Linked DNA regions of Homo sapiens: all the other regions are linked to region 2. A link is a contact called in ENCODE Hi-C or POLR2A ChIA-PET data. All regions are on one chromosome and are shown on one strand. Each heading gives the region's core, a stretch centred on a gene start or an enhancer-like site at or near the end of the contact. The rest is flanking DNA. Distances are from core to core; before and after follow the strand shown.

Region 1 (6,395 bases), core at 1,422-3,921, 280 kb before region 2:
ATTTTATTTTATTTTATTTTATTTTATTTGAGACAGACTCTCACTCTGTTGCCCAGGCTGGAGTGCAGTGGCGTGATTTCGGCTCACTGAAACTTCCACCTCCCAGGCTTAAACAATTCTCCTGCTTGGACCTCCTGAGTAGCTGGGATTACAGGCATGTGCCACCACGCCCAGCTAATTTTTATAGTTTTAGTAGAGATGGGGTTTTGCCATGTTGGCCAGGCTGGTCTCAAACTCCTAACCTCAGGTGATCCGTCTGCCTCGGCCTCCCAAAGTGCTAGGATAATAGGTGTGAGCCACTGCACCCGGCCTACAAAAAATTTTAAAAATTAGCCAGGCGTGGTAGCACATGCCTGTAGTCCCAGCTACTCAGGAGGCTGAGGTGGAAGGACTGCTTGAGTCCAGAAGTTTGAGGCTGCAGTGAGCTATGATCACACCACTGCACTCTAGTCTGGGCAACAGAACGAGATGCTGTCTCAATTTAAAAAAATAAAAATAAAAATTTAAAAGATGGCAAAGGTGATGGGCTATCACTCCCTTGATTAGGTTACATTATATAGGACTATCAGACTGGAATGAGAGGTTCCCTGATGGCCTTGAAGAAGCACATTGCCAGCTGTGAACTGCCTATGGAAAGGGTCATATGGCACAGAACGGCAAGAAGCCTCTAAAAGCCGAGGGCCTCAATCTTACCACCACAAGGAACCGAATTCTGCCAACAACCAGCTGAGCTTGGAAAAGGACTGCAAACTCCGGGAAAGAATGTAGTGCAGTCGACATATGAACTGTAGTCTTGAGACCCACAGCACAATGCTCAATTAAACTGTCCGTCTACCTGAACTTTTTTTTTTTTTTAGACGGAGTTTCACTCTTGTCGTCCAGGCTGGAGTGCAATGGCGCGATCTTGGCTGACTGCAACCTCCACCTCCCAGGTTCAAGCCATTCTCCCGCCTCAGCCTCCCAGTACCTGGGATTACAGGCACCTGCCACCACGCCCAACTAATTTTTGTATTTTTAGTAGAGGCAGGGTTTCACCATGTTGGCCAGGCTGGTCTCAAACTCCCGACCTCAGGTGACTCGCCTGCCTCAGCCTCCCAAAGTGCTGGGATTACAGACGTGAATCTGTACCTGGACTTCTGACTGAGGACACTGAGATAATGATAAAGATGTGGGCCAGGCGCAGTGGCTCATGCCTGTAATCCCAGCATTTTGGGAGGCCGAGGCGGGCGGATCACAAGGTCAGGAGATCGAGACCATCCTGACTAACATGGTGAAACCCCATCTCTACTAAAAATACAAAAAATTAGCCGGGTGCGGTGGCGGGTGCCTGTAGTCCCAGGTACTCGGGAGGCTGAGGCAGGAGAATGGCGTGAACTCGGGAGGCGAAGCTTGCAGTGAGCCAAGATTGCACCACTGCACTCCAGCCTGGGCGACAGAGCGAGACTCTGTCTCAAAAAAAAAAAAAAAAAAAAAAAAAAAGATAAAGATGTGTTGTTTTAAGCTGCCAGGTTCTTGATAATTTCATTTCTTACACAGCAATAGCTAGCTAATAAACCTCTTGCCCCCACATCTTTTTCCCAGGGTCTGCTTTTATGGGAACTCAAACTAAGGCACAAAAGCAGTTTATATAAATCTCAATCCAGGCGGGGCATGGAGGCTCACGCCTGTAATCCCAGCCTTTGGGAGGTCGAGGCAGGTGGATCACCTGAGATCAGGAGTTCGAGACCAGCCTGGCCAACGTGCCAAAATCCCATCTCTACAAAAATTAGCTGGGCGTGGTGCCACATGCCCGTGGTCCCGGCTACTAAGGGAGCTGAGGCGGGAGGATCCAGTGAGCCTGGGAAGTGGAGGTTGCAGTGAGCCGAGATCATGCCACTGCACTCCAGCCTGGGTGACAAAGCGAGACCCTGTCTCAAAAAAAAAAAAAAAAAAAAATTAAATCTCAATCCACAAGGAGTGCAAAGTTAACTTTATTTTTTCATTAACGTAACGTTATTTATATTTCAAGACCCCTTTGTACCAGAATGCTGAGAACCTGCCAACAGTCCCTCGGAAACCATCTCTCCCTACATCCTGCTTTCCCAAGACTGTCAAAGTTCCAGGGAGCTTTGGAATTGCGGAGGCATTAAGGGTGAAGAAAAGACTAATTCTCAAAATGCATGTCCATAAGGTCCCCACCATCCGTCTGCTCCTGGCCTATGAGACCTTCTTTCTTGTCCTTGTTCCTTAGAAAGGCAGCGCCTTGGCTGAGCGTGGTGGCTCACGCCTGTAATCCCATCACTTTGAGAGGCCGAGGTGGGTGGATCACAAGATCAAGAGTTCAAGACCATCCTGGCTAACACGGTGAAACCCCCGCCTCTACTAAAAATACAAAAATTAGCTGGGCGTGGTTGTGCACACCTGTAGTCCCAGCTACTGGGGAGGCTGAGGCAGGAGAATCGCTTGAACCCAAGAGGCGGAGCTTGCAGTGAGCAGAGATCGCACCACTGCACTCCAGCCTGGGTGACAGAGTGGGACTCTGTCTCAAAAAAAAAAAAGAAAGAAAGAAAGGCAGCACTTTCTCTACTACTCCTATACCTTGCTCGTGAGGCCGATTTTCAGCTGAGTTGAGGCACAGGAAACTTTTTGAGGCTTTCTGTGGCTTCAGATGCCCAAAGCCACTATTAAGTCACTTCCTTTTTTGGAGACCTGCCGCTTCTCTGGTCTCTGTTGTGGTGAGCAGAGTCCAAGCCTTCTCTATCTTTAGGTTCCTCTAAAACTCCTCTGGGGAACTTTCCATGTTTCTAGATCTCTACCTAAAAAGCAGGGTGTAGGAACTTTCCTCCATGGTACGGGCCTCACTATGTTCCCCCGAAATTTACACACTGAAGTCCTCGCCCCCACCACCTCAGAATTTGACTGTATTTGAAGATTGAATCTTCGAAAAGGTAATTAACTTAAAATGAGGCCCTTAAGATGAGCTCCAATTCAATAAGATTAGGGTCTGTATAAGAAAAGGAGATTAGGACAGGGATACAGAAAAAGGGACCATCTTATAAAGACACAGGGAGGGCAGGGCGTGGTGGCTCATGCCTGTAATCCCAGCACTTTGAGAGTCTGAGGCAGAAGGATTGCTTGAGCCCAGGGGTTCAAGGCTGCAGTGAGCTACGATCATATGACTGCACTCCAGCAGCCTGGAGTGCATTTAACCCTGGATTGAAAAATCACAGGGAGAAGCCTGGTGAAACTGATTTTGGAGTCTGGGCTCCAGAACTTTAAGATAATAGACTTGTGTTGTTGTTTTTGTTAAGAGACCAGCTGTCAGCCAGGCTGGAGTGCAGTGGTGCGATCATAGCTCACTGCAGCCTCAAACTCTTGGGCTCAAATGATCCTCCTGCCTCAGCCTCCCAAGTTGCTGGGAATACAGGCCCATGCCATGGCACCCGACTAACTTTTTAATTTTTTGTAGAGTCAGAGTCACGCTATGTTGCCCTGGCCGGTCTTGAACTCCTGGCTCAAGCGATCCTCCCACCTTGGCTTCTCAAAATGCTGGGGCTACAGGCATGCACCACCATGCCTGGCTAATTTTTTTTTTTTTTTGTAGACATGGGGTATCACTATGCTGCCCAGGATGGTCTCAAACTCCTGGCTTCTCACTACACTCCCACCTCGGCCTCCCAAAGTGCTGGGACTGCAAATGTGAGCCACTGTACCCAACCAATCTGTGTTGTTTTAAGCCATTAAGTGTGTGGTAATTTGTTACAATAGCAATAGGAGAACGGTGGGGATTGGGTAGCACACCACAGCATCCGCTATAGCCCGCCCCTTAAGCCACTCAGATTCATTTGGGGTTTGTGTGTGTGTGTGTGTTTGTTTGTTTGTTTGTTTGTTTGTTTTTGGCTGGAGTGCAGTGTCACGATCTCGGCTCACTGCAACCTCTGCCTCCTGGGTTCAAGCGATTCTCCTGTCTCAGCCACCCGAGTAGCTGGGGTTACAGGTGCCCCCCATCACGTCCAGCTAAGTTTTGTATTTTTAGTAGAGATGGGGTTTCACTATGTTGGCCAAGCTGGTCTCCAACTCCTGGCCTCAGGTGATTCGCCCAACTGAGCCTCCCAAAGTGCTGGGATTACAGGAGTGAGCCATGGCGCCCGGCCCAGATTCATTTGTTTTATAAGGAGACTCACTGCATTTGAGGACAGCTACTTAGGATTCTTGGTCTCTATGCCAGCCAGAAAATGAAGGTTGGTGGGATGAGCCACAGTTTACACTGCAGGAGTGGAGTCTAGCAGCCCCCGTGAGTGTTCACCCTCTCCCTCTCCCACTGTCCCTTCTAGAGTCCCTTCATCTTCAGGTGGCCCTTCTGTTGGTGTAGGTGGCTCACCTGGTGGGGTCACCTAGATCCTCATCCCTGAGGGATCTGAGACCTTGCTCACCATGTCTTTAGGCCCTTAAGGGCGACATTAATCTCTGCTATTCCACTGTGATGCAACCTTGCATTTGTTTTTGTTTTTGTTTGTGTTTGTGCTTTTGCTTTTGCTTTTTTTGAGACAGAGTCTCACTCTGCAGCCCAGGCTGGAGTGCAGTGGCACAGTCTTGGCTCACTGCAACCTCCGGCTTCCAGGTTCAAGTGACCCACCTGCCTCAGCCTCCCTAGTAGCTGGGTCCACAGGCACGTGCCGCCACGCCCGGCTAATTTTTGTATTTTTAGTAGAGTCGGGGTTTCACCATGTTGGCCAGGCTGGTCTCGAGCTCCTGGCCTCAGGTGATCCACCTGCCTTGGCCTCCCAAGGTGCTGGGATTACAGGCATGAGCCACCGTGCCTGGCCCAACCTTGCATTGATTTACTGTCTTGGTCAGTGAGAGGTGACAAGGAAAGTGATTTTAGAGGTCTCCATTGGTCTTATCCACAGGAAAAGTTTGCTGACACCTCATCTACTGAGTCATTTCCACATGCTCAGTGCTTAACCCAGATCATCTTAACCCCTGCGATGTTGATACTATGATTGTCCCCTAACTACAGATGAGCTAACGGAGGCACGAGGGAGTGAGGTCACCAGTGCAAGGTTCTTCAGCTAGGAAGTGGTAGATCCTTCTGGTTTCAGAGCCCTTGCCCTAACCCACTCACCTATATCTTCTGGGTGGATATATGGGCTGGTATCAGCCTATGCATAGACCCCATTTTATTATCTGCTCTCCTACTGATGGACACGTAGCCTGCTTCACAGTGTTATACGCAATGCAGTGATGAACATCCAATTGAGTGTCTTTCTATGCAGGTGGGCCCCCGTCACAGGTGCTGGGTGAGCTCAGATGAGGGTTTGGAGAAGGGTTTTGAGCCTTTGGGTGTTGACCTTTATCATCTCAGGATTTCAAATCCAGCCCTTTGCACCTGCTTCCCTTCATCTCCCATCTTTTCTTTGTTGTTGTTGTTGTTTGTTTATTTATTATTTTTTTTAAGATAAGAGTTTCTCTGTGTCGCCCAGGCTGGAGCACAGTGGTGCAATCTTGGCTCACTGCAACCTCTGTCTCCCAGGTTCAAGTGATTCTCCTGCCTCAGCCTCCCGAGTAGCTAGGATTACAGGCATGTGCCACCACACCGGGCTCATTTTGTATTTTTAGTAGAGACAGGGTTTCTCAGTGTTGGTCAGGCTGGTCTCGAACTCCCGACCTCAGGAGACCCTCCTGCCTTGGCCTCCCAAAGTACTGGGATTACAGGCTTGAGCCACTGTGCCCAGCTGTTTGCTTTTTTTTTTTTTTTTTTTTTTTTTTTAGATAGGGTTTCTGTTGCCCAGGCTGGAGTGTGGTGGTGCAACCTTGACTCATTGCAATCTCCGCCTCCCAGGTTCAAGTGATTCTCCTGCCTCAGCCTCCCGAGTAGCTGGGATTACAGGTGCCCAGCACCACGTCTAGCTAATTTTTGTATTTTTGGCAGAGATGGGGTTTTGTCATGTTGGGCAGGCTGGTCTCGAACTCCTTTCCTCAAGTGATCCGCCTGCCTCGGCCTCCCAAAGTGCTGGGATTACAGGCGAGAGCCACCGCGCCCGGCCCTCCCACGCTTTCTTCTCCATGTTCCTCTTTACGCTGCCCTCACCCCACTTCAGGACACTCTTACCAAAACTTGGCCCTGAGAACTGAATTGCCACAGTTTAGGGGCTCCTGTATCACTCTGGTCAAGTCCCTTCACCTCACTAAGCCTCAGTTTCCCCAGCTGTACAATACAGAAAAAAAATAGCTCATTCCTCACTAAGTCACTGGGAAGATTCAAAGAGATCCTGCATGGAAGGATAGTGATTTTAAAATAATTTAAGATTTTTTTTTCCATTCTTCCTTCTGATCCAGATCTCCACTCTGTCAGTTACTGGTTGGGTGACCTTAAGTGGCTGACTTAACCTTGCTGTGCCTCAGTTTCCTCACCT
Region 2 (5,772 bases), core at 370-2,869:
CATCTCAATAAAAAAAAAAAAAAATGCCTCCATCATAAGTGCTCAATCAAAATTGACTACTTTTTTTGGGGAGGGGGAAAAAATCTACCAATTATGATTATTTTTGAGATGGGCTCACTACAGCCTCGACCTCCTGGGCTCAAGTGATCCTTCTCCCTCAGCCTTCCGAGTTGCTGGGACTACAGGCACACGCCACATTGCCCGGCTAATCTTTGTACTTTTTTTGTAGAGATGGGGTCTCACTACGTTACCCAGGCTGGTCTTGAACTCCTGAGCTCGAGCAATCCGCCCGCCTCAGCCTCCCAAAGTGTTGGGATTACCGGTGTGAGCCACTGTGCCCGGCCTAAAATCTACCAATTTTTAAATGTCAGCCGGGTCAGGTTGGCAGAACAGTATGTGCAGGATCAAAGAGGCCACATCCTGACTTGTGAACCGAGGCTCAAAAGCCAGCAACAGGCACCTTTTGGTGGTTTAAAGCCACTTCTGGAACTCTGACGCTCTGCACCCTTTCCCAGAGAGAGAACATCCCTGACCCGGGATTCTGGTCCCCTGAGTCACCCGTGTGCCCTGACGAGTGCCCCTGGCACCCAGGAAAGACCCTGCTCACCAGGGCTGTTGATGTACATGTGGATGGGCTTCTTGTTGCTCTCGGATTGCAGGAAGAGGAGCTGTGCGATAACAAGGCTGGCAACGCTGTCATCGATCTGCAGGTGGAGAGGGCAGGGGTGTCCCCAGATTCGGGGTGGGGAGAGAGTTTTAAGGGAGGCTGGGGATGGGTCAGGGAACCAGGAAGGGGGACCAGAGCCCAAAGTAAAAGGGATGGGGAAGAATTTAGGCCCCAGAAGGGGATGGGGAGAGAGTAGTGGAGAGGACCCAGGGGGTTTGGAGCACAGGAAGGGGGGAGTCAGGGGGCTAGGGACACAGGAAAGGAAGGGGTGAGAATGGCTGGGGAGAGTCTTGAGCGTAGGAATGAGGGGAGCGGTGCCAGGTGTCAGGAAGGAAGTCGGAGATTAAGAGCCGAGGAGCAGAGAAGGGGTGAGGAGCGGGTTGGGGGACCGGGAGCCAGGAGGGGAGTCAGAAGGGGAGGGAAGGGGGTTAGAAGGGGAGCGGAGCCTGAGGGAAAGTCTGGGGCCAGGGAAGGAGGGGCGCAGGGAGTGTCGGCAGGCGCTTGGGAGAGTCCTGGGGAGGGTCCCGGCGCGGGGCGCTCACCGGGCCCATGACGCACACGATGCGCTCCCGCAGCAGCCGCGAGTAGATGTCATAGGCGCGCTCGCCGCGACCCTGGGGGTAGAAAGATGGAGGTGAGGGGCCGGGGCAGCCAGCCGATCCCCACCCAGCCCGGAGCCCCCGAACCGTGTCCCCGCCCGGCCGCCGTACCGTCTGCTCCACCACGATGGGAATGAGCGGGAGAGCCCGGGTCGCCGTCGCGTGCAGGCACCGCTGCAGGGCCAGGCCGTTCTGGAGTGTCCGCTGCGGCGGCCGCTGCGCTGGAAAGTGAGCGGCGAGGCGAGGCCCCAGCGCGGGGTACCTGCATGACGCCACCCGGGCCCCCCCTACCAATATTCCGGGCCACATCCCTCCGCACGCCCCGGTCGGCTTCCGTCCGATGGCGGAACTACAGCTTCCGGCGTGCTTTGCGCCTGGGAGCTCGCTCGCTAGGCCGCTCACTTCCAGGAGTCTGGGCGGGCGCCATTAAGGGTGAGGCGGGGATAGGGACGGAGCCTGAAAGGGAGGAGCCAATGAAGTAAATTGAGTGGGCAGGGCTGGAGAAGTTTTAGAGTCTCCAGTTCGAGTCCCCTTACCGACCAATTCGTCTTCTTTTTTTTTTTTTTTTGAGACGGAGTCTTGCTCTGTCACCCAGGCTGGAGTGCGGTGGCACGATGTTGGGTCACTGCAACCTCTGCCTTCTGGGTTCAAGCCATTCTCCTGGCTCAGCTGCCCCAGTAGCTGGGATTACAGATGCACACCACTGCACCCGGTTAATTTTGTTATTTTTAGTAGAGATGGGTTTCACCTTGGCCAGGCTGGTCTTGAACTCCTGACCTCGTGATCTTCCCACCTCGGCCTCCCAAAGTACTGGGATTACAGGCGTGAGCCACCGCGCCCGGCCTCGTCTTCGTTTTCTACTGTTTCTGCTTTATTTATTTTTATTTTTTTGAGACAGAATCTCACTCTGTGGCCCAGGCTGGAGTGCAGTGGCGCCATCCTAGCTCAATGTGGCCTCAAATTTCTGGGCCCAAGCAACCCTCCCTCCCACCTTGCTCTCCAGAGTAGCTGGGACTACAGTTGTGTGCTACCACATCTGGCAAATATATATATATATGTATTAGAGATGGGGTCTTACTATGTCGCCCAGGCTGGTCTCAAACTCCTGGCCTCAAGTGATCCTCCCACCTTTGCCTCCCAAAGTGCTGGGACTACAGGCATGAGCCACCACACCCCACTTATTCCTTATTTTAAAAATAGCTGCAGGGCCGGGCACAGTGGCTCACGCCTGTAATCTTAGCACTTTGGGAGGCTGAGGTGGGCGGATCACGAGGTCAGGAGATCGAAACCATCCTGGCTAACACGGTGAAACCGCGTCTCTACTAAAAATACAAAAAATTAGCCGGGCGAGGTGACGGGCACCTGTAGTCCCAGCTACTCAGGAGACTGAGGCAGGAAAATGGTGTGAACCTGGGAGGTGGAGCTTGCAGTGAGCTGAGATGGCGCCTCTGCACTCCAGCCTGGGCGACAGAGCCAGACACCGTCTCAAAAAAAAAAAAAAAAGCTGCAGTGTTCCCACAGCTCATCTTGGAAGAGGGGTCCCAGAGAGGACTTAGCCTGGGTCTTGGCCTTGAAGAGCTTCCAGCCTGGTGTGGCCGACTTCTACTGAGACCTCCTCATTCATTTTTTGGCCACCTGTGGAGTAGATTGTGGGAGCCCAGAGAAGGGTGTTGTGGATTCTTCCTGGAGATCAGACCGGAAAGCATTCCTAGGAGAAGCAGGTATTGGAATTGGGCTTTGCAGGATAAGTAGGAGTTTGTTAGCTGGGGAAAGGCATTTCCAGCAGAGGAAAAAGAATGGGCAAAATGGTGGAAGTAGGAAGATTGCTGGTAATGTTGGGACTTCTCTTTTTTGCCACACCTTCTCAAGCCAGATTCTTTTTCATCATTCAGTTCAATGTCACTATCTAAGAGGTGCCCACTGCTTCATCCCCAAAGTCTAGAATAGTGCCTGACACACAGTAGGTGCTCATTAAATACACATTGAACCAAGAGATGAAGAGGTGATAAAGGAGGTAGGTAGAGGGCTTTGGAGGCATCTGCAGAGTGGGGATAATGATAACCTACCTCCTAGGTTTGTGCAGAAAGTCCTCAGAAAGGGTCCAAAAATGTGTAAAAAGTGCTCAGTTTGAATGATTTATTGCTGTGTTAGATCAGGGACCATGGAAGTCTGAGAAGTCTTCAGGTCCTCCCACATGGGAGTCTACTTGAAGTGTTTTTTTCTTTTTTTTCCCGGGGCAGTCCTTCGAATCACAGCAGATTCAGGCGAGGTGTTGTGGTGGCTCATGCCTGCAATCCCAGCACTTTGGGAGCCCAAGACATGTGGATCACCTAAGGACAGGGGTTTGAGACCAGCCTGACCAACACAGTGAAACTCCGTCTCTATTAAAAATACAAAATTATCTCGGCATGGTGGTGAATGCCTGTAATCCCAGCTACTTGGGAGGCTGAGTCAGGAGAATCACTTGAACCCAGGAGGCAGAGGTTGCAGAGAGCCGAGATCACACCACTGTACTCCAGCCTGGGCAACAAGAGCAAAACTCTATCTCAAAAAAAAAAAAAAAATCACAGCAGATTCAGAGAGACTCCTGAAGTGGATTTTGATGTATAAGAAGTTTACCAAGCAGTAAGCGGTAGACTCTTTTTTTGTTTTGAGTCAGTGTCTCGCTCTGTCACCCAGGCTGGAGCACAGTGGTGTGATCAGAGCTCACTGCAGCCTTGAACCTCTGGGCTCAAGCTATCCTCTCACCTCAGCCTCCCAAGTAGCTAGGACTAGAGGTGCATGTCACCACATCTGGCTAATTTTAAAATTTTTTGTAGAGACAGGGTCTCCCTATGTTGCCCAGGCTGGTCTTGAACTCCTGGACTTAAGTGATCCTCCTGCCTCAGCCTTCCAAACTGCTGAGACATGAACCATCATGCCCAGCTGGACTCTTTTTTTTTTTTTTTTTGAGACAGAGTTTTGCTCTTGTTGCCCAGGCTGGAGTGCAATGGCACAATCTCGGCTCACCACAACCTCCGCCTCCCAGGTTCAAGCAATTCTTCTGCCTTAGCCTCCCGAGTAGCTGGGATTACAGGCGCCCACCACCACGCCCAGCTAATTTTGTATTTTAAGTAGAGACGGGGTTTCTCCATGTTGGTCAGGCTAGTCTCGAACTCGCGACCTCAGGTGATCCACCCGCCTCAGCCTCCCAAAGTGCTGGGATTACAGGCGTGAGCCACTGCGCCCGGCCACTGGACTCTTTTTTTTTTTTTTTTGAGATGGAGTCTCGCTCTGTCGCCCAGGCTGGAGTGCAGTGGTGCGGTCTCGGCTCACTGCAAGCTCCGCCTCCCAGGTTCACGCCATTCTCCTGCCTCGGCCTCCCAAGTAGCTGGGACACTGGACTCTTAAACTTGATGCTGGGTACCCTAGATAAGAATAATTTTGTGCCCTCTGTAACCTCGAGGGGACTGCAGTCCGATGGGGAGATAGAAGGGGACACAGACACTCCCAGTTTTGTAGAATCAGGAGTAAGACAGAGGGAGGGAGTTGAAGGTGACAGAGTTAGGAGAATACCTTGCAGGTCCGCAAAGCAGAAAGCCCACATGGCAGCCAGCGCTGGCAGGCAGGGCCTCACGGTGGAAAGCCGGCATTTGGGCTCAGAGGGTGTTGGCCAGAGGTCTGGAATCTTACTTTTATTTCCAGCTGGGATTGAGGAGGTAGGAGGGCAGCTGCTGTCCCAGTTTCTGCTGTGAGTCAGGTGGGTGGCCCTGCCCGGCCGGTTGCCCCAGGGCTGCAGCTCCTGCCCCCGCCCTGGGGAGAAGGGCCAGGACAACAGCTGCCACCATCCCTGCAGCCACTCCTCCACTCCTCCACTCCTTCACTCCTCCGGACGCTGCCCTGCACCCCCTGCCTGCCCTGCCTCTGACGTGGGATGGCGGGGTCCTCTTAGATGTGTTCCCTGTCTCCCTTTGTTTAATCAGCTTCACTTCTCCCCATTGCAACTGCTTTTCACCTTCTTCATTGTTAATAGCTCCCTAACAGGTGCTCCAGTATCACCCACGTCACTGTGACCTACTGTCTCTTCTTCACTATTCTTCACTCTAAGAGATCCCCAAAAAAGCTAATTTTTTTTTTTTTTTGAGACGGGGTCTCACTCTGTCATCCAGGCTGGAGTGCAGTGAAGCGATCTCGGCTCACTGAAGCCTCTGCCTCTCCGGTTCAAGCGATTCTCGGGCCTCGACCTCCTGAGTAGCTGGCACCCACCATCACGCCCAGATAAGTTTTGTATTTTTAGTAGAGATGGGGTTTCACCATGTTGGCCAGGCTGGTCTCGAACTCCTGACCTCAAATGATCCATGTGCGTCAGCCTCCCAAAGTCCTCAGATTACAGGTGTGAACCACCGCGCTTGGCTGAGAAACCTAAATTGAACTGCGGTTCCCCGTCCCCCCTGCTGACCCCCCTTATCTCCTTCCCTACCCTGGTCTGCTTTTCACACCCCAAACACATCAAGCTCAATCCAGCCA
Region 3 (5,790 bases), core at 2,724-5,223, 310 kb before region 2:
TACATTCTAAAAGGGGGAGCAGGATAGGACTCATGAAAACAGCATGGGGCCAGGCGTGGTGGCTCACGCCTGTAAGCCCAGCACTTTGGGAGGCCGAGGTGGGCAGATCATTTGAGGTCAGGAGTTTGAGACCAGCCTGGCCAACATGGAGAAACCTCATCTCTACTAAAAATACAAAAAAGTAGCCAGGCGTGGTGGCGGGCACCTCTAATCCCAGCTATTCGGGAGGCTGAGGCAGGAGAATCGCATGAACCTGGGAGGCGGAGGGTTGCAGTGAGCTGAGATCGGGCCACTGCACTACAGCCTGGACAACAAAGCGAGACTCCATCCCCCACACCGGCTCCCCCAAAAAGAAGACAGTGTGGAATGGATTTTGGATGGTGAGGATGTCCAAAAAGAAAAGTTCACCCATGCAGTGGGTCCAGCGGTTAAGAAGATCACTTAGATTGAGTGGCATGAGGGCTAACTTATGTGATAACAAAGCTAGGCTATATGAAGTCATTTGGTAAAACACTAGTCTAAATGTTGCTAGAAAGGTATTTTAGCCGGGCACAGTGGCTCACGCCTGTAATCCCAGCACTTTGGGAGGCTGAGGTGGGTGGATTACTTGAGGTCAGGAGTTCGAGACCAGCCTGACCAACATGGAGAAACCCCATCTCTACTAAAAATACAAAATTAGCCAGGCCTGGTGGCGCATGCCTGTAATCCCAGCTACTCGGGAGGGTGAGGCAGGAGAATCGCTTGAACCTGGGAGGCTGAGGTTGCAATGAGCCAAGATCGCACCATTGCATTCTAGCTTGGCCAACAACAGCAAAACTCTGTCTCAAAAAAGAAAGAAAGAAAGAAAGAAAAGTATTTTATATTTCTTTACTTTTTTGTCTTTTTTCTTTTTTTCCTCTTTGTTGAGAACGGGGTCTCACTATATTGCCCAGGCAGGTCTCAAACTCATGGGCTCAAGCAATCCTCCCGCCTCTGCCCCCCTAAGTGCTGGGATTACAGGTGTGAGCCACTGCACCTGGCTAGAAAGGTAATTTTCAGATCATGTCAACAACCACAGTTGACTTTCAGGACAGGAGATGAGCCTAGGTAATGTGAGTGGGCCGCACCTGATCAGTTGAAGGTCTGAGGAGTAAACACCGAAGTTTCCTGAAGAAGGAATTCTGCCTCAAGGTTGCAACTTAGTAATTCTGCCTGAGTTTCCAGGCTTTAGGCTTTAAGACGGTAGTGTCACCTCTTACCTGAGCCTCCAGCCTAACTGGCTTGTCCTGTGGACTTCAGACTTGCCAACTCCCATGATTGTGTGAGCTAATTTCTTAAAATAAATGTGTTACACACTCTCTCTGACTCTATACATCTCTCTCTCTCTCTCTCTCCGTCTGTCTTTGTATCTCTGTGTCCCTGTCTCTCTAGTTTTCCATGTCTGTCTCTTCTCTGACTCTGTATCTTTGTCTGTCTCTACAGATCTCTTTTTTTTTTTTTTTTTTTGAGACAGTCTCATGCCATTGCCCAGCCTGGAGTGCAGTGGCACAATCTCAGTTCATTGCAACTTGTGCCTCCCGGGTTCAAGTGATTCTTGAGCCTCAGCCTCCCAAGTAGCTGGGATTACAGAAGTGTGCCACCACACCTAGCTAATTTTTTATTTTTTATTTTTGTATTTTTGATAGAGACAGGGTTTCCCCATATTGGCCAGGCTGGCCTCGAACTCGCGACCTCAGGTGATCCACATGCCTCAGCCTCCCAAAGTGCTGGGATTACAGGCGTGAGCCACCGCACCCAGCCTATAGATCCCATCTCTATCTCTCTGTGTATCTTCTATTGGTTCTGTCTCTCGGGAGACACCTGACCAATTCAGGGAGGGCTCCTGTGAGAAGTTTCTTGAGTCAAGACGCAGATGAGCAGGGGGAGCCTGCTTTGGAGATCTAGGGAAGATGGTTCCCAGCAGCAGGAAGAGGAAGTGCAAAGACCCAGGATATCTGTCTGGGGCAGAGTGAGCAAAAGCACGAGGGTCCAACCACAGAGGCCCCAGTGAAGGGCACTTCGTGTCTTAGCCTAAGCTCAGGGGCAAGCTGGCAGCAAACTGTATCTATAAAGGGCCACATAAGTGTTTTTGGCTTTCAGGGCCAAGAGGTAAAATCAAGGATATTACAAAGATACTTATGAAACAAGACAGAAGCCAAGTGCAGTGGCTCACGCCTGTAATTCTAGCATTTTGGGAGGCTGAGGTGGGCAGATCACCTGAGGTCAGGAGTTCGAGACCAGCCTGGCCAACATATAGACAACATATATGTTACAACATATATAATGGCCAACATATAATACAAAAATTAGCTATGCATGGTGGTGGGCGCCTGTAATCCCAGCTACTCAGGAGGCTGAGGCAGGAAAATTGCTTGAATCCGGGAGGCAGAGGTTGCAGTGAGCCAAAATGGCACCACTGCACTCCAGCCTGGGTGACAAAGTGAGACTCTGCCTCAAAAAAAAAAAGAAAGAAAAAGGCTGGGTGCGGTGGCTTATGCCTGTAATCCCAGCACTTTGGGAGGCCAAGGCAGGCGGATCACGAGGTCAGGAGATTGAGACCATCCTGGCTAACACGGTGAAACCCCGTCTCTACTAAAAATACAAAAAATTAGCTGGGTGCGGTGGTGGGCGCCTGTAGTCCCAGCTACTCAGGAGGCTGAGGCAGGAGAATGGCGTGAACCTGGGAGGCGGAGCTTGCAGTGAGCCGAGATCGCACCACTGCACTCCAGCCTGGGCGACAGAGCGAGACTCCGTCTCGAAAAAAAAAAAAATCCACGCTTGAATGCATGCACACTCATACATGGACCTCCCCACACACATGAACACACCCGTGCAAGTGCGCACACACACATACACGCACCAATGCACAGGCACACACACATGCACACACCTGCACACAGCACATATATGCACACCCACTTGCACATGTGATGCATGTTCACACATACACACACGTGCACATGCATGCATGTACATGGACCACATGCACATGCACACAGATGACCATACACATATGCATGCACCTGCCCACATATGCACGCACATTTACATGCCAGCACATGTATGATACACAGGCATGCGCCTGCACATGTGTACATGATACACACTTGCATGCACACAACTGAATACACACATTCACATGCACACACTGCACACATATATGCATGCAGACAAGCACACACACAGAGCACACATCCACTCCTTTATTCCACTCTTGTGTTTTTCACTGCACTTGTCACATCAAAACACAACAGAAGGCCGGGCATGGTGCGGCTCACGTTTGTAATCCCAGCACTTTGGGAGGCTGAGGTGGGTGGATCGCTTGAGGTCAGGAGTTCGAGACCAGCCTGACCGACATGGTGAAAACCCATCTCTACTAAAAATACAAAAAGCAGCCAGGCGTGGTGGCACGCGCCTGTAATCCCCGCTACTTGGGAGGCTGAGGCAGGAGAATTGCTTGAACCCAGGAGGTGGAGGTTGTAGTAAGCTGAGATCGCGCCACTGCACTCCAGCCTGGGCAACAGAGCGAGACTCCATCTCAAAAACAAAACAAATAAACGAACAAAAAAACCCACAACGTATTATTTTCTTGTTTACGAGGTTTCTTGTCTCTCTGGCTCCACCAGAAGAGGAGCAGGGACCCTTCTTGCTGTTGTTCATTGCTGCATCCCCCACACCGAGAGCAGAGCCTGGCATGGGCAGAAAGTCCTCAGTCGATATTTGGTGGCCCCAAGCGAATGAAGCATCCAAGAAGGGAAAGCTGGGGGCTCCCCACTGCACTTGCCACCTGAGTCACATTTTCAGAAGCCTCTGGAAAGTGTGAGAGTCTGTATGAGTGAGAGTGAGACAGGGCCAAGACCGGGGGCGGCGGGTACCGGAAGAAGAGGAGGGTGAGTGGGGGAAGGGGTGGGGCTGAACCCCAGCTCTAAAGGCGGCCCACGGGTGCCTGTCCGCAGCGTGCACAGCCCAGGAGTGTTGAGCAATTTCGGTTTCCTCTGAGGTTGAAGGACCCAGGCGTGTCAGCCCTGCTCCAGACACCTTGGGCATGGAGGAGAGTGTCGTACGGCCCTCAGTGTTTGTGGTGGATGGACAGACCGACATCCCATTCACGAGGCTGGGACGAAGCCACCGGAGACAGTCGTGCAGTGTGGCCCGGGTGGGTCTGGGTCTCTTGCTGTTGCTGATGGGGGCCGGGCTGGCCGTCCAAGGCTGGTTCCTCCTGCAGCTGCACTGGCGTCTAGGAGAGATGGTCACCCGCCTGCCTGTGAGTGGGACCGGGGGGCTGAGAGCAGGTGGAGGTGAGGGGGGCTCCCCTGTGTCATTGTGGGTCACTGTGTGTCTGTGTGTGTGTGTGTGTGTGTGTGTGTGTGTGTGTGTAGGACAGGGCACAGGCTGAGAGCAGCTGGCTTGACTGGTTGCTGCTCCCAGCCTTGGGCAAGTGAATTCACCTCTCTGAACCTCAGTGTCTTCATCTACAAAATAAGGGCAGTCTCTTCATAGGGGACGAAGTATGCTATGGCATGTGTAGTACCAGACGATGCCAGCTCCACCCGTCGGAACTGACACCCCAACACTGCCATGCACACCCCTGTGCACACACGCATGCATTTTCTCTGTACTTTTTTATTTTTGAGACGGAGTTTCACTCTCGTTGCCCAGGCTGGAGTGCAATGGCATGATCTCTGCTCACCGCAACCTCTGCCTCCCGGGTTCAAGTGATTCTCCTGCCTCAGCCTCCCGAGTAGCTGGGATTACAGGCATGCGCCACCACGCCTGGCCAATTTTGTATTTTTAGTAGAGATGGGGCTTCTCTATGTTTGTCAGGCTGGTCTCAAACTCCCGACCTCAGGAGATCCACCCGCCTCAGCCTCCCAAAGTGCTGGGATTACAGGTGTGAGCCACTGCGCCTGGCCTTCTCTGGTACTCTTATTACTGTTACTGCGATTGTCATTAATTCTCTGACCATTTCCATCTGTGGAAATTTCTCGGTCTGCTTCCAGCTGGCTGTGGATGTGTCCGCCTGTCTGTGTGCCTCACCTGGGGGTCTATGTGTGCCCAACACCATACCCCTGTGGGCTTGGCCCCTTTTGTGTCCTGGGTCTGGATCCGGTGGCCACACATTCGTGTCCATATACCCATGTGGACGTATGTGCGTGTACCCACATGTCCACACACCCGCCTAGCTGCAGCCGGTGTATTCACGTTGTCTGTCTTTGTCTCTGGGTCTCTGTGTCTGTAGACGCACATGGATCCATAAACCACAAACCACATGTCCACGCATCTGAGCCCACATGTGTCTTCTCAGCGTCATGATGATGTTGAGGTCTGTGCCCTGTGGCAGGTGCTATATCCCAAGGGTGGTGTCCATGTGTCCAGCCATCTCGCTGTCTGCATTTTTTTTTTTTTGAGACAAGGTTTCTCTCCCATAGCCCAGGCTGTAGTGTAGTGGTGCAGTCTTGGCTCACTACAACCCCACCTCCCAGGTTCAAGTGATTCCCTTGTCTCAGCCTCCTGAGCAGTAGCTGGGATCACAGGCATCCGCCACCGTGCCTGGCTAATTTGTGTATTTTTAGTACAGACGGGGTTTCACCATGTTGGCCAGACTTGTCTCGAACTCCTGACCTCAAGTGATCCACCTGCCTCAGCCTCCCAAAGTGCTGGGATTACAGGTGTGAGCCACCACGCCTGGCCTTGTCCCTGTATTTTTAAATATTACTTATTTATTTAATTAATTACATATTTATTTATCTTAGAGACTGTGTCTCACTCTGC
Region 4 (6,474 bases), core at 790-3,289, 290 kb after region 2:
ACCCTTTTCCTTCTTCCCCTATTCTCAACCCAGCAGCCAGAGGGGCCTGGTTAAAATGCAAGTCAAACCAGGCCATTCCTGGGCTCAAACCTTGTGATGGCTTCCATTTACCCCAAGCAAAAGCCAGAGCCCCTACAATGGCCTGTGTGGGCCTTTCTCCTTGCCTTCTGGTTCACTCAGCTCCAGTTTCAAGCCAGGCATTGTCCCACCTCGGGGCCTTTGTACTGGCTTTTCCCTCCATTAGGAACGCTCTTCCCCAGGATATCTGGACAGCTCCGTCCCACACCTTCCTCATCTCTTTAATGAGCCCACCCAGGGAAGCATTTGACAACGCTTTAAAAATTGCAACCCCTTCCTATCCCAGCACTCCTTCTGTCTGCTTCCTTTTCCCCCTGGTACTTGTCACCATATGATATAGGGTGTCATCTGACGTACGACATATTTTTCTCACTTACCTTGTTTACTGTCCATATGCTCCTATCCTCCCGCATGGTCTAGAATAGAAACTCCATGAGGGCAGGGAATTGTGTTTTGATGACTGGTCAATGCCAGGCCCATGCTATGGATCCAATAAATATTTTATTGAAATCAATGAATGACACAGGATCTCTGTTACTCATCCTTCTGGACATGGGGTTTGGAGTCCTCACAGCCGCACCTCAATGCCTCCCTTGGGATGCAGCATCCAGGCAGAACCCAGCCGTGTCCCCTAAGCAAAGCCTCCCATGGCACCAGCTGCTGGTGATTTGACCTCCAGGACTAGCATTCAAGGTTGTCACCACATCACCACTTAGCCATACATTAACAGCCCAAGAGTCTGGCTTCAAATTCCTCATCTCCCTGCAACACAGATTCAAATTCTAACAGTATAGAATCTGTCTTCCTTTCTTCTCAGGGAGGCATGTCTATTCCATTCCTATTCTAGGAATGACTCCTGGATGATATCTTAAAAAAACAGTTTCTGTGCACTGACTGTGTCTGTCTCAAAGGGCAAACCTCCGCTGAGAGCTCCTTGAAAGGTATGCTTGGTCATGCACAAATCTATCAGCATTGTGTGCTTTTATCATCCAAAATGTTGACCCATCGAGGCTGCAGCTACATGTTGCTCATTCTATCAAAATGTTTTAAGATCCTTGGCTGGGCCCACCAAAAACAAGAGCACTGCTTAGAGCTCTGTGTTCCCCTTGAAAGGTGGTGGTGCCACTTCACCCTCTCCTGGTCCCAAAGCCTCAGAGAAGCCATGCTCAGCCTGAACTGCTCCAGGCAGAACAAAAGCTGCACTAGCTTCAGTTTAGCCCTTTTCTTTTCCCCCTTCATGGGTCGAGATTGCCCAACCATGTGCCTCCTCTTTCCGGAGATATGTGTCCCTTGTGTGTCCTGCCATCTGGGGGCATCTGATGTGGCCTGGCTTCCTCTTAGAAAAGTCTTCCTCTCTCCGGGTAGGGAGGGAAGAGCCGGCGCAGTGATGTCAAAGATATACTGTAAGTCCCTCCCGGCAAAGCCCCACAAGGCATTTCTGACGCTGAGTCAGTGGTTCCCTTTGCACTTGTTCCATACGTACATGATATTTCCAAAAGTCGTTTTAATTTGGTATCAACTCCTCTGTTTTCACACTTTTTTCCAAATAGCTTAATCCATGATTCATTTTACTTCGCCCAGAAAACACTTGTGCAGCTATGAACTCTCCCACATTGTTTGTTTGATGATAAATAGATTCTTTCCTCTTGGAGAAAAGGGCACTTTCTCCTCCCAGTACTAGGAAGGATTGAAATCCCTCCTGTGATGCCCTCTTACCTCAGAGAGAGTTGTTCCTCCTTGGGTTTTGTTATTTCAGAACAAATATGGTAAACTGTTTTCCCCTCAGTTACTATAGAGAAGAGATTATTTGCCTTTCTCTTAGGGCTTCTGAAAATAATAGATTACATATTTGAGAGGGTTTTTTTTAGATCTGGTTAATGTGAGATAGAGGGGGTTGCTCCGGGATGACATTGTTTGGTTTGGGAAGTATTCTCCCGGTTGCCCAGCAACAGGCTCTTGGAAACGGGAGTGGACTGCGTTGCCCCTGGCAACCGTTGTTACTTAGCAAACAATGAGGGCCGGGCAAACAGTGCCAAGACTGCGGACTCCAGGTTTTAATTGAACATCTGCATATATTTTTCTCTGATTAAATTTGAGTTTGATTTGCCACAACAGGCAGACATGGATCCACTCGGGATCTGCTTGAAAGAACCAATATTGTAATGTTGACTCCCAGGCTGCACAAACGCAGAGGCCCCATTGAAACAAACTTCTGGCCATTCGAATATGTCCTAGACTGCTCTCAACTGGAGACTTATTTTAGTCTTAAGTGGAATTTCTTTTTTGATCTAATTCCTGGTGTTCAGAAAATCATTACTTGTCCAACCTACTACCGTACATCACTGATAAATCCGCAATTTCTGGAGCGCTTTTCAGCACGATGCCTTCATTTCTGCTGCCTAAGAATTTCAGAAGAGCAAAGAGTTGAGCCCTGGCTGGCTCACATGTAGAGACATTCACAGATAGGGTTGGCTGAGGGTGGAAATTGGACCCAGCACCTTCTGGTTTCATGTGCTCAATGTTCCTGTTAAGAAGTTGGGTCCACCCGTGGCCCTCAGTGGGATGTGTATGTTATGTTTATTAAGAGAGGTCGCACGTTCCCACTAACAAAGTGCCCTGTTGATGGGCACTTTGCAGCCACAGGTTGGATTTTGATCAAAACAGCCTCACTCCCCCACCTCCTCCGCTGGCAAGCCAGAGATAGCGATTGTTGACAAGGGTTTGTTGCTTAGGTAAACACCACCCCTGAACTTCATTCAGAGCGGGTGACACATTTCTTCCCCTCCTCCCAGCCCCGCCCCCAGCCCCCGCCCCCACTGCCAGGGCTATAAATTCAGAACTGTTAGCCAAGACAGGTTTTTGGTGAAGACTTTATTCTTCCTCATTCATCTCGAGTGCAATCTGACTAATGCAGCAACAGCCGCAAAAGTGCCGCCTGTAACAGACACTCCAGCCCCTCACTAAAACAGCTCCTGTGGTTCCCGTGGTGAGACTCGCTTTAGTTGTATGGATTTTTTTTAAGGACGATTCACTTTGTTGCTGAATGCCCCCAAGAAAATGTTCATTGCACGTTTGTTACCGGCATTTCAGCTAATCTTAGGACTATTTAAAGTATCTAAACAAATTTCCCAACTTTCTTTTGCAGCAGAAACTTATAATGGAATGTCATTTGTGTTTTTTTTGGAGACAGAGTCTCGTTCTGTCGCCCAGGAAGCTCCGCCTCCCGGGTTCACGCCATTCTTCCGCCTCAGCCTCCCGAGTAGCTGGGACTACAGGCGCCCGCCACCGCACCCGGCTAATTTTTTTGTATTTGTAGTAGAGACGGGGTTTCACCGTGTTAGCCAGGATGGTCTCGATCTTCTGACCTCATGATCCACCTGCCTCGGCCTCCCAAAGTGCTGGGATTACAGGCATAAGCCACCGTGCCCGGCCTTTTTTTCTTAAAAAGGCAAGCTGATTAGCCATCAGCCTTATTAGATGTGATAATTAGGATCCAATGGCTGCGAGTGTTGTTGGAATGAAAATGAATAAGGTCTGACTTACACAAAGACTCCCCCAAAGATTAAAATACATTATTTGTCCTGCAACCTGTTGTAGGATAGTGGTAGAAGACCACTATATACTTAAAAAGATAAATCCTCCCAAAGAAATGCTGTTCTACCTTCTACAATATTATTTTCTGCCCAGTCCCCAGTTTAAGTAAGTCATTTTTCAGGAATTAGAGCCTCATTTAAAATTTTTTTTAAATTTATCATTTTCTTATTTCCCATGGAAGTATTTTCCCATATATCAGGCTTTGCAATTTGGGCAAACCACTTAACATCTTTAGGTAAGTTTCTTCATCTGTTTGATGAAAGAGCTGGGTTAGGTGGTTTTTAAAGGGGCCTCTCCATGCTGTGGTTTTAGATGGAAATTCTTGAATTTGAACTAGGCTCTTTCTCCGCTTCTTAAATTCCAGAATCAAATCACGACTGGAGGGGAGGTAGGAGGTAGATTGAAAAGGTCCCCTATGTGATGTTGGTGGGATCCAGAAAGCCAGCCTCCTCCTGGCCAGAATCAGTCATGGAGATGTGGAAAGAACATGCACTGCCTGTTGCCCTGCCCTCACTGGCTGTCTCTAGAGATGGCTGTCAGGAGGAAGGGTCACACAGGCAGGACGAGACCCCATCCCCAGGTGGGCACAGGTGCCCAGTGGGCGTGCTGCCGGGTCAGGTCACCAGGCTGAGAAAGCAGGAGATGCTACTGCTGAGGAACTGTCACTTGTCATTTCAAGGTCCACTCCTCCACCCTCTGGCAGCATGAGTCGCTCTGAAAGATTTTGAAGCTGGGACAGGAGAGGGTGAGTGAGGTGAGGCCTCCGCATGCCAGGTTTTCACTGGCACATTCCCCATCTTCATCTTGACCATCAGCAGCTGCACTGCAGCCCTGCTCATGGTCAGAAAGGGAGAGAAACGTGAGAGGGAAAGAAAGGCTGGTAAGAGAAGGAGAACACAAAAGCATGATGCCTTAGGAAGCCGCTTCCAAGAATCCTGGGACAGGCCCCTGTGCTCAGCTGAAGACGGGAGCTGGAGGCCAACATGGTGAAGGTGGCTAGAACAGGTGAGCAGCCCGGAGCAGGCGGGCTGCTCATTCTCTTGTTCATTGCAAAACACGTCTTGAGCATCTTTGCAGGCAATGTGCTACGTAGGGTCTGGGGTTGGGGTGAGGGATCTGTGAGGGGGCTGCTGAGATGACATAGATCCAGACTTTGTTTTCTCAAGAAGGGCTGGCTGGCCAAGAAGCCAGATGTGAACAGCTGCATGACATGAAGTAATCTGAGGGGACAAGCACGGAGAGTGGTTTGGTGAATCTGGAAATGCTGTGTGGAGTAAAGGTGTGGCCTTAGACGTGTGGTTCTCCATGGGGGTGGTCCTGCCCCCAGGGGACACTGGGCGATGTCTGGAGACATTTGTGGCTGTCAGACAGGGGTCGGGGGGTTTCCTGGCATGGAGTGGGTGGAGGCCAGGGATGCTGCCCAGCACCCTGCGGTGCCCAGGACGGCCCCACCCCAGAGTGTATTCCTGCCCCTCATATCCGCATTGCTGAGGTCAGGAAAGCCTGTATGACATGACAAGCTGACTGGAGAGAGGGTTTCCCCACTGCTCATCACTTGCCTGGGATCCCCTTTGGAGCTGCTGGCTGCTGTCTCTCTGCCTCCCTCCTTCTTCAACGCAGCAGTCACTTTAATCTTAGCTGTCATGGGCGGGTGGACTTTGAGGGACAGAGGGCTGCCCAGCCTGCCTGGCCCTGCTGGAGGGGTCTTGTCCATCCCCACCCTGGCAGGTGCATGGACCCCATCCTCACCCTCCCTGCGTTGTGTGCAGGAGACACCAGTGCCAGCCTCCGGTGGCCCTCCATGCACTGCAGCCACCTTGTCACTGCGAGTCTGGACCGCTGTGTGCCATGCTGGCCTCCCTCGATTCTGCAGACCTTAGACTTGCAGGCAGAGGCTAGCTGATCAGTGAAGGGCTGGCGCTCAGGCCTGGGGGTCTGGCAGGCGTAGGCTCCAATTCCGTTGGAATCAGAGGGTCCTTGGGGGTTGTGTGGACATCTCATTTAAACACTCCATCCGGAATCAGAGGAAGCCCGGCTTTCCCCACAGAGCAGGCGCCAGGGGAGAGTTTCAAACCAAGTAGCTGGATGCATGAGGGAGAAGGCGGCCTAGGAGCAAGAGCGAGAGCGGCAGGACAGGAGGGATACGAGACACAGCAGCTCACGGGAGGGGATGTGGGTGACCCCAGCAAGGGCCAGGCACCAGAAAAGGACAGACAGGTGACATTGGTCTCTGGAAGGGGAGGGAAAGGACGAGCAGATATTGAATATGCGCGACTGGCCAGGGAGCGACCCCCAGATCTTTACATTCTGAAAAACCCACTGCTTTAAACGCACAGGGAACTGCTTGTGGGGATAGACAGAGGGAACGATCATTCTAAGTCACGCTGATTTACCTTTTCCTCCTGGTTACTGAGAATGAATGAAGAGCACTTACTTCTCAACTGGAACCACAGAGGGCTGGAGAAATGTCCAAGTCCAGTTCGAGCTCATACAGTCACTCCCCACGGGGACTGTATCAGTTCATGATAGCTCCAATAGCATCAACTAAATTCTAGAAACTTCTAAAGCAAAAGCTAAGCTTGTGTTGTTATTTGGAGTTCTCTTTGGCATGGGGTTGGGGAAGCGATTTATATACAGAAAAGAGACGGAAGCTCCACGTAGGTCGGGAAGCTGTGGCTCCGGAGGCTCTAGTCATAAAAACATGTGCTTCCTCCTCCTAAAGGAGTGACTTAGCCAAACCCAAGCCAAAGCCAGTTCCAGTCTAGCCTGCCTCTTCCTGCTTTGTGACCTTCAGCTCATGGC

What was found. Hi-C counts contacts between places; a loop is a spot of excess contacts on that map. ChIA-PET counts read pairs that join two places held with the same protein, here RNA polymerase II (POLR2A). Pooled maps may share reads with other maps.
Region 1: a pooled map shows a loop between it and region 2 (3-fold over the local background). The contact joins the enhancer-like site here to the promoter of CLPP in region 2. A Hi-C loop is called at or near these places in 5 of 50 pooled maps. POLR2A ChIA-PET finds 5 or more read pairs at or near these places in 2 of 52 experiments (GM10248 and activated CD8-positive, alpha-beta memory T cell).
Region 3: a loop to region 2 is called in a pooled map, with 5 times the contacts of the local background. The contact joins the promoter of TNFSF14 here to the promoter of CLPP in region 2. A Hi-C loop is called at or near these places in 1 of 37 single-sample maps with no recorded cell type and 8 of 50 pooled maps. POLR2A ChIA-PET finds 5 or more read pairs at or near these places in 1 of 52 experiments (RWPE1).
Region 4: a pooled map shows a loop between it and region 2 (2.3-fold over the local background). The contact joins the enhancer-like site here to the promoter of CLPP in region 2. A Hi-C loop is called at or near these places in 1 of 168 maps with a recorded cell type or tissue (heart left ventricle) and 12 of 50 pooled maps. POLR2A ChIA-PET finds 5 or more read pairs at or near these places in 2 of 52 experiments (GM12878 and activated CD4-positive, alpha-beta T cell).

The regions. Positions count from the first base shown.
Region 1 is chr19:6,638,212-6,644,606 of GRCh38, reverse strand. No RefSeq gene overlaps it. Among named protein-coding and RNA genes, the nearest start is that of TNFSF14, 29 kb to the left of the region's middle. RefSeq lists an enhancer at 4,885-4,934. Within about 2 kb of position 2,671, at least 4 of the 41 ENCODE cell types and tissues checked have a DNase peak (open chromatin) inside an H3K27ac peak, as active enhancers do.
Region 2 is chr19:6,357,378-6,363,149 of GRCh38, reverse strand. CLPP (caseinolytic mitochondrial matrix peptidase proteolytic subunit) reads right to left here and starts at 1,619. Exons shown (of 6, transcript NM_006012.4): 1 at 1,378-1,619; 2 at 1,210-1,281; 3 at 608-704. The coding sequence starts at 1,575. It also overlaps a transcript of ACER1 not described here. RefSeq lists an enhancer at 1-944 and a silencer at 1,143-1,372.
Region 3 is chr19:6,668,343-6,674,132 of GRCh38, reverse strand. It overlaps TNFSF14 (TNF superfamily member 14), which reads left to right and starts at 3,973. Exons shown (of 4, transcript NM_001376887.1): 1 at 3,973-4,282. The coding sequence starts at 4,064. RefSeq lists a silencer at 2,844-2,943 and enhancers at 3,514-3,743, 4,124-4,213, 5,114-5,303, 5,364-5,453.
Region 4 is chr19:6,062,401-6,068,874 of GRCh38, reverse strand. All of the region lies in intron 1 of RFX2 (regulatory factor X2), which reads left to right. It overlaps RFX2-AS1 (RFX2 antisense RNA 1), which reads right to left and starts at 6,277. Exons shown (of 2, transcript NR_199041.1): 1 at 6,107-6,277. RefSeq lists enhancers at 2,683-2,977, 2,492-2,993. Within about 2 kb of position 2,039, at least 30 of the 41 ENCODE cell types and tissues checked have a DNase peak (open chromatin) inside an H3K27ac peak, as active enhancers do; they include heart left ventricle, where a contact is called at or near this core.